Linked DNA regions of Homo sapiens: regions 2 and 3 are each linked to region 1. The links are chromatin contacts, found by Hi-C or POLR2A ChIA-PET in ENCODE. All regions are on one chromosome and are shown on one strand. The core of a region is the stretch at or near the end of the contact, and the rest is flanking DNA. Distances in the headings are between cores, read along the strand shown. Region 1 holds the start of SUCLG1 (succinate-CoA ligase GDP/ADP-forming subunit alpha). Region 2 holds the start of RETSAT (retinol saturase). Region 3 holds the start of SH2D6 (SH2 domain containing 6).

The links. A loop is a pair of places that touch in the nucleus more often than their neighbours do. ChIA-PET counts read pairs that join two places held with the same protein, here RNA polymerase II (POLR2A). Pooled maps may share reads with other maps.
Region 2: a map of naive thymus-derived CD4-positive, alpha-beta T cell shows a loop between it and region 1 (18-fold over the local background). The contact joins the promoter of RETSAT here to the promoter of SUCLG1 in region 1. A Hi-C loop is called at or near these places in 1 of 168 maps with a recorded cell type or tissue (naive thymus-derived CD4-positive, alpha-beta T cell), 1 of 37 single-sample maps with no recorded cell type and 10 of 50 pooled maps. POLR2A ChIA-PET finds 5 or more read pairs at or near these places in 1 of 52 experiments (GM10248).
Region 3: a map of CD8-positive, alpha-beta T cell shows a loop between it and region 1 (39-fold over the local background). The contact joins the promoter of SH2D6 here to the promoter of SUCLG1 in region 1. A Hi-C loop is called at or near these places in 1 of 168 maps with a recorded cell type or tissue (CD8-positive, alpha-beta T cell), 2 of 37 single-sample maps with no recorded cell type and 7 of 50 pooled maps.

Annotation. Positions count from the first base shown.
Region 1 is chr2:84,457,988-84,460,687 of GRCh38, reverse strand. SUCLG1 (succinate-CoA ligase GDP/ADP-forming subunit alpha) reads left to right here and starts at 1,408. Exons shown (of 9, transcript NM_003849.4): 1 at 1,408-1,515. The coding sequence starts at 1,419. It also overlaps a transcript of DNAH6 not described here. RefSeq lists a silencer at 862-1,051 and an enhancer at 1,232-1,371.
Region 2 is chr2:85,353,278-85,355,977 of GRCh38, reverse strand. It overlaps RETSAT (retinol saturase), which reads left to right and starts at 1,450. Exons shown (of 11, transcript NM_017750.4): 1 at 1,450-1,642. The coding sequence starts at 1,471. ELMOD3 (ELMO domain containing 3) reads right to left here and starts at 1,209. Exons shown (of 14, transcript NM_001135022.2): 1 at 1,149-1,209; 2 at 808-902; 3 at 380-423. RefSeq lists enhancers at 753-812, 447-946, 983-1,382, 947-1,448.
Region 3 is chr2:85,417,275-85,419,974 of GRCh38, reverse strand. SH2D6 (SH2 domain containing 6) reads right to left here and starts at 1,261. Exons shown (of 24, transcript NM_001394463.1): 1 at 1,045-1,261; 2 at 731-946. It also overlaps a transcript of CAPG not described here. RefSeq lists enhancers at 1,641-1,800, 1,279-1,814, 1,811-1,920.

The DNA.
Region 1 (2,700 bases), core at 159-2,658:
TACTACTATTTCTCCTATATATATCAATTCAATTCAACGATGAGTTATTTGTGTAAGGCATTGTTCTAGGTGCTGGGGATACTCCAGGATACAAAACAAACAAAAATCCCCGTCTTCATGGAAATACAAATTTTCATTAAAAGTGTACTGAAATTATATTTTTTGTCATCATGCATTTTATCAATTAAATGAAACTAAACATATAACTTATCAAGCGACAGCTCAGGAATAATTTTGCTATTTAAAATAGCAAGGGATTTTCTATTTATTTGCCATAAAAATGTCCATTTTGTTATAATGGATATATCTGGAAACCACTGATACTATTTAACTCTGAGGAATTTAGTTATCACAAGAACATGATCCATGAGGGAGGAGTTTATTTGCAGTGAAGTCCAACCTGTTAATGACAATATTTGGATCATAAAGGAAGTATTGGGCAATCTCCTGGGGTAATCCCACTCATCCATCCCACAGCTCAGTGCCAATTATAATGACTACCTAAGTAAATTAGGATTGCAATTTTATTGACAATTCTGATGAGGAATCTCAGGAGCACGATTTTCGGCAGAGACGCAGATTACTTCATCTCTTGTTTACCTTTTGACTCTGGGACTCTCTGAGGTTCCTTCTAAAGCTGTTACAGAAGAGGGAACTGTTTGTCCAATCAGGGAGCAAAGTCACATTTGACCTCGAATTTCAGCCCTTAGGATCCTCAGGGAATAAACACTCATGCACTTAGTGCTAGTCAAAGACTGCATGATTATTTAACTAAAAAAATTCACATTCCAAGAAGTTAACTGTCAGTAAGATAGGTTTTGGTCTTTCTCATCACATCTTTCCCTTCACAGGCCACCAGTGCCAGTTCGAATTCCCGTCCCCAGCGGCAACCCTTCCGGGTCCAGGCACAGGTACGCGGTGAGAAATATTATTCTCTCTAATAGCAAACGAGGAAAACGAAGGGGGAAGGAGATGGGCCTGGGATACAAAGTTCTGGCACTGCTCTTCGCACCTCACCTCGCTGTTTCTTCCCTCCTAGTCTTCAAGTCCCTTGTCTCCCCGGTCTCACTGCCGCTCTTCCCTCGCTCCCTTCCCGCCGCCTCACTCAAAAGCTACGAACCAGTCGCGGCCGTCAGACTACATTGCCCACAATGCCACGCGCTGGCCAGTCTCGCGTGGGGTTTTCCCTCAGCTGCTGTTATAATTAATGTTAATCAAACCCACATTTCTAGGAAGGAGCCGAGTTATTATCTGCCTCTCCGATAGGATGCCTCTTTGTCTTCACCTGCCATTCCCGCTGTTTCGTGAAGAATCCTCTGTAAAGGGAAATTTGTTCAGGCGACTGCTGTGGCCACCCTCTGCCTCCTCCGGCCTCTGCCCCTGGGAGGTCCCCGGGGGCCTGGGAGTGTCATTGGCGTATGACCGCAACCCTTGCCGCTGCCGCTGACATCGCTACCATGGTCTCCGGCAGCAGCGGCCTCGCCGCCGCCCGTCTCCTGTCGCGCAGCTTCCTCCGTGAGTCCAGCCAGTACTGTCTTCCTGGCGCCCGCGGGTTATTGGCCCCGCCGGACCCAACCTCCTGGCCCAGGCCGCGGCTGGGCCCTCAGGGCTGGACCTCGGCGGGGGCCTGGGAGCCGCTTGGGATTCCGGCTTCGAGTCGGGGACCCCTACGGTGGAAGGAGCTTTGCTGGATACGTGGGGCGGGGGGCATGACTTAGGCCGCTGGCAGATGGAGATATTGGGTGGCTGAGCCAGGATTCGGGTCCGGGAGCCCTGCAAATTTGGGAGCTTGCTCTCGGCCCCGCGGTGACAAATGACAGGATGGGGGTGGCGTCTAGACTGGCCTTATTTGGAGTTGGGGATGAAGAGGTCCAAGGTGAACTTGGTGGGGAAGGTAAGGGTCTGGGTTGAGAGGTAGAGGAAGAGTGTCTCAGTAGGAAGTTGGGGGATGAGGCTGTCCCTAGTACGGAAAGGTCCTGCACTTCGAATTCCCCCTCTGCAGGATTGTATGTCAGGGAAAGATGGTTTCTGCACACGGAGTGGGGTCGGCATAGCCGCATAGACTACTAGAAGCTTATGGTTGGCTGGGACCTAAACCAGCTTATTTGCAGTGTCTCCACCAGGCGATTTGTGGACACATCCGTTCCCGAAAACTTAGTACCCAAGGTTGCTAGTCTTTGAGACACGCTGACTATGGAAAATTCTTGCCATATTCAAAGTCTCTGTGCTTGTCAGGTAGGTTATAGTAGAAAGAAACTTTGGAATCAGCCACATCAGGGTTTGAAGTCTGGCTAGTCCCTTTTCAGTCTGTGTAATAACCCTGGACACTTAATCTGTTTTTCAGTGTTTCCAATCACATGAAAATATTAACACATTTTAAGGGGCCTGAAGCACCATCACTTGTAAGGTGGACCATTATTTTGTTTACCACTAACAATGAAGAACGATTGCTTATTAAAACTGTGACACACCAGTGGTTGTCACATGTATCCTGGTTTTTTAAAAAGTGAAAAAAAATGTGCATTTTAGCAATGATGATGTACAGGATGATCTGGGTTCACTGCAGAATAAGTGGAGCAATTTATATAAAGCATCTCGTATGTAACAAACACTCAAAGTTAGTTTTCTTTTTCCGCTTTGCTCTTAATTCTGCTTGTACTGAATATTTTATGAGACTTAATTCCTTTCTTGAGAAGATTA
Region 2 (2,700 bases), core at 201-2,700, 900 kb before region 1:
GAGGTCAGCCCTCCAGGATGCCATAAAAACTGGCTGCTGGTGTCAGGATGCTTTGATTATTAACACTGAGAGGAAGAATACCTCCTGGCTCTTGGGCTTGACATGTGGCTCACTGTAATCCGGGGGACAGGGCAATGCCCCCTTAGTCCTGGCACCCCAGGAACTAAACTGCTCTCACTGTGGCCTCTGGGGCCTCAACATCTGCCTCCCCTTTCCTTTTCCTCCATCATGGCCTCCATGACAGCCTATGACAAAACACACATTGGCCAGCCTTGGCAAGGTGACAGGCGGGTATGGTAATAGCAATCTCAGGAGGGCTCTTCTGTTGCTGTGTAGAAAATGAACCAAGTAGCATAGAATCGTGACCAGCTTTCCACACCTGGCTGGAGCACTCCTGGGGCCTTCAGTAGGGACAGTTACTATCTGTAGCAGAGAAGAAAAGAGCAACAATTCCATTAAACAAGGAAGTACTCAAAGGCAAATTCCTGATAGTTGGACCTAAGGAAACGGCCTTCCTGTAAAAATGGATCCTTCTCCAATCAAGTATTCATTATGCACCCTCTTTAGGCAAGGAGGGGGTATGATTCTTCAACTGCTTGCTGGAGGTTAGATTCTCTGCATAGGAATTTAAATTAGATGGGCCCTTAGCTGATCCTTTCACCATGCTTGTCCATGGGCGGCTCCCCGTCCCCCAGGTTCCCCACGGATGGGGTGTCATTAGGGACCCGCCATAGAGGACTCCGTCCCAGGCGGGCCCCCAGGACAAAACTATGGGCCACTTTGAGGGGCACAGAGACAGACGCTCACCGGTTGTGATGCGCAGGTAACAGAGAGCTCAATTCATCATGACAACCAGTCAGACAGGGGCTGTGAGCAGCCTTTGGACAGAACTTTCGCATAGCCTGGAGGCGTAAGACGAGGAAAGCAATTTAACACCTCAAGGCAGCGAGTCCAGGGCAGAGCCAGGACCAGAACTCAGGACTCCTGTCTCCCAGTCGGGATTCTCTTTCAGTCTTACAACTCTCGGCCTTGTCTCGCCCCATAGTGATAATTTCCACCGGATCACATTCTCCCTCCCTCCTCAGGCCGGCTGCTAGCTCCGCACAGGCACCAACCACTCCCCTTGGCAAGTGTTAACGCGTTCTCACCGTTAAAAGAGCTTTCCAAACTTGGGGGTCCCGCCGCCTCGGCTAGGCCTCATCTGCTCATGCGCACAGCCGCTTCCGTGCCGGCTCCCCTGGCCCCGAGAACTACATTTCCCAGTAGGCAATGGAAACCCAAAAGAAGTACGGAGAGCCGGGAGGGTCAATCATCACCTGAGAGTTGGCTCTTCGCTGGCTGGCTGGTTAATCAGTGCTCAAAGCTGCCTCCGCCTCCTGACTGGAGAGCGAACTAGCCCGGGCGGAGCCACAGTCCTAGAGGCTGAGCGCAGTCGGAGCTGTCCCATTTACCCGACCCGACGCCGGCGTGATGTGGCTTCCGCTGGTGCTGCTCCTGGCTGTGCTGCTGCTGGCCGTCCTCTGCAAAGTTTACTTGGGACTATTCTCTGGCAGCTCCCCGAATCCTTTCTCCGAAGATGTCAAACGGCCCCCAGCGCCCCTGGTAACTGACAAGGAGGCCAGGAAGAAGGTTCTCAAACAAGGTAGCAGGAGGGACCCTGGGGTCCGGGGCTGCACTCGAGGCTTTCTCACAGATTTGGGTTCTCATTTTGCCAAGGCAGCCGCTACCAGACGTGGGCCTTAGTTTCCCCATATGTAAAGTACTAGGAGGGCTTCCTTGCACGTGGAGGAGCCCCGCTTTAGTGTGCAACACTGTCGATAGCCTTTGCCCTAGTAGGCCCCGGGAATAGTAGTCCCAAGGGTGTGGTCATTGTCCTTGGTTTGCAAGGTGTTGGCACCCGCCCTGCCACTTGTAATCCCCGTGGCTCGTGGAACTGATAATCCCCGTGACTCATTCCTCCACTTGGTTCCAGGACCTTAACTTTTTCACCTACCCTCCCATGCGAGCTCAGGGGTGTGGGGGAGCAGCACAGAAATGCGTAGGAAATTGCGTTTTGCCCGTCCGGTGATTTAACAGGCTTTGCATGGTCCCAAATCGTAAGGATTGAACCCTAGTTCTGAAACATTGGCAGAGGTTCAACAAGGCGCCTCAGGCTCAGAGCCTGCTCTCCACTCTCATCTTTAAAACATATTTTGTGGTTGCTTCTAGAGTTTAAAGAGTTCTGCTGCTTTAAAAAATAATGGATCACCTGTTTGATCTACGGAGTCCCTCTCACTTGTAAATTTTAGAATTCTCCGTGTCATATCTTGCTACACAATCGGAGACAGTACTGTTCTAAGTGGAAGGACTAATCATCTGGACTTCTGAGAACTGAGTTTTAGCTTGGACTCTGTCACTAATTTGCTGCATAACCATTAGCACCTACCTGGGCTGGTCTAAAAATGAGATGACTAGCTTAACTGCTTTTCAAACCGGATTGTGATCTATTAGTGGGCTATGAAATCAATTTAGTGAGTTGCAACTGGCATTATTTATTTATTTATTGAAACAGAGTCTCGCTCTATTGTCCATGCTAGAGTGCAGTGGCGCGATCTCCGCTCACCGCAACTTCCGCCTCCTGGGTTCAAGTGATTATCCTGCCTCAGCCTCCCGAGTAGTGGGCATGCCCAGCTAATTTTTGTATTTTTAGTAGAGACAGGG
Region 3 (2,700 bases), core at 12-2,511, 960 kb before region 1:
TTTAACAGAAACACTCAGAAAACCAAACCTTTGAGAACTTCCCAGGCAGAAATAGGCATGCTTAGAGACCACGCGACCAGTTAATATGAACCCCACATCTGCTATCAAGAGAATCTGGGCAATCTACTTTGAATATCCCTTTTGGAGCTGTTTCTAGGTGTTTAGAGATCAAATGAAATATTTCTAGGAAGTAGCTCGCCTCGAACTAACCACACAAGAATGAAATCTCACTGACTTACAAGGTCATGGCTAAACCTTCATTGACTAGGTATTTTCCTCCTTCCTTGATGATCCAGTATGTAGCAGTATATGCCCAGATCAGGAAGTGTAAAAGCTGAAAATGGAGTTGGAGACAGAAAGTCCAATGTGTTGCTGGCCACTGTGGTGTCACTGCTCCCGATACAGGTGTAACCTGAGTCTCCCGCTTGGGAGCCAGAAATCAGCTGAGAAGAGGCCTCTGGAAAGAGGCTGCCCTGGCCCAGAAGGGTGGATGAAGTAGGGCCTCAGCACAGCTCATCCTACCGAGCAGGCCGGACCCTGAGTTCCTGGCTTGCACTGAAGGGTCTGGGTAAGTCCCTTCTGTAGCGCCTCAGAAGCTCCTTGGGCAACCTGGGAAGTTAGGACAAGAGCTCTGACATTTGACCCTGAGGTGTGAGGAGAGTGCTTTGAGAGAGAGGATGCTGAATGCGAGCGCCCTGGTTATTACCTCCTGGCAGCCTCCTAACCTCACCTTGACTCTGCCATGTAAAATTGATGCCTGGGCGCAGGGCGCCGACGATGGTCAGATACCGCGGCCTGCACACCCTGGGACCTACATCCCTGACCTGGAGGACCCAGGCCTTCCCCGGGCTTCACCACGAGTCCTGCCGGCCACACAGGGACCCTAACAGACCTAGTCCAGTCTCAGGGTCTGGGCTGCTCCTCCTTCCAGGAATGGGAGTTTGCTCTAGGCGATGGAGGAAGGGTTCAGGAGGCCACTCTGCCTGCTTAGCAGGCTGTGGGCCCAACCCCCCACCCACCATCTTCATCTCCCACGGCCCCAACCTCGTAGGGAGGGCAGGGCGGGGCTCAGGTTCGCAGAGAAGGAGGGCTCGGACCAGCGACTCCAGGGCAGAGGGGCGCGTGCAGGGGTGGGGAGCTGGGTTTGCGAGGAGAGAAGGCCATCTCTTCCCCAGCAGGGTAGCCCCCACCTAGCTACCGGGATCCCACCCTGGCTGGCGCAATCTTTGCGTCCGGATCAGCACCCAAGGCCCCGCCCAACGGCCCGCTGCCTGCCGGGATTTGTAGTTTGTAGGGGAGGGGCCAAAAGGCGCGCGCGCGCGCGTGTGTGTGTGTGCGTGTGTGACTGTGTGTTTGTGAGACTGTGTGTGTAAGTGTGTCCGGGGGTCTGTTGTGGTGCTCCCGTCCCCGAGGGCCCTCCGGACCTGGGCTCAGCAAAGGCACCACAGGCCGCAGCTTCCGAGACCCCGCCCCGCGGCCCACTGCCTGCTGGGATTTGTAGTTCTTAGGGGTCTAGGGCCCAGGCTGGGGCCGGGTTGGGGCCTTACACGCGTCCTGGCGTGTGGCTCTCCTGCGTCCTCGTTTTTCTCGTGAGCCCTGGATCTGGACAGTGGGCCCGGCGCGAGGCCCTCAACTCCGGCTGGGCTCCCGGTGGCACTTTCTGCCGACCCTGAGATGTACCCGCCACGCCTGCGGGACTGACCTCTAGGTGGGCAAACCGAGGCACAAAGAGGGGCGCGCTCTGGCCGGAGTCGGCCCTCTTGTGAGAATTTGGGCTGGGAGACCCAGCCCAGGCCTGGCAGGCAAGGCTGGGTCAGGCGAGGGTCCTGGGCCCTTTCGGTGTAAGAGTGTGCAAAATAATGAACAGGCCTGCCCAGGACTGGCTCTGCACATTAGCGCTAGTTACCTTACAGGCTTGACTGATCAGATTTTTATTTGGCACCACTACAGAGGGGAGCCCAGGGAGGGAGGAAGTCTCTCGTGACCAAGAAAACCTATGGTCCACCCTGGCCTACAACTCTGCTTTAACGACAAAAATAAACCGAGTTTGGGAGGGGGTGAGGAGGAGGGGTGTTTTGTAAACTGTGAAGTCCAGGTTATGAGTGAGGTGTTATTATCATCAGGATCAGACCTCAAAGCACTGGAGGAAAGGTCTGGGCCTTCAAGAGCCTCACCTCAAAAGGGAGGGTATGGCCGGGCGCAGTGGCTCACGCCTGTAATCCTAGCATTTTGGGAGGCTGAGGCAAGCAGATCACCTGAGGTCAGGGGTTCAAGACCAGCCTGGCCAACATGTCGAAACCCCATCTCTACTAAAAATAGAAAAAATTACCCGGGCGTGGTGGCACGTGCCTGTAATCCCAGCTACTCGGGAGGCTGAGGCAGGAGAATTGCTTGAACTCAGGAGGCGGAGTTTGCAGTGAGCCGAGATGGTGCCACTGCACTCCAGCCTGGGCAACAGAGCCAGACTCTGTCTCAAAAAAAAAAAAAAAAAAAAAAAGAGCTGAGATAGCTGTTTGCATGTGAAAGGACTCACAACTGGCACTAGCATGCGGTGATAGTGGGGAGGGCATGGACTCCCACTACATGGCTCCCATCTATCCTCTGCCGCTTACTAAGTGGGACCTAGAACAAGTGATTTTGACCTACTTTATCTCTCTTTATCTCTGTTTCCTCATCTGTCAAAGGAGGATAATAAGAGGA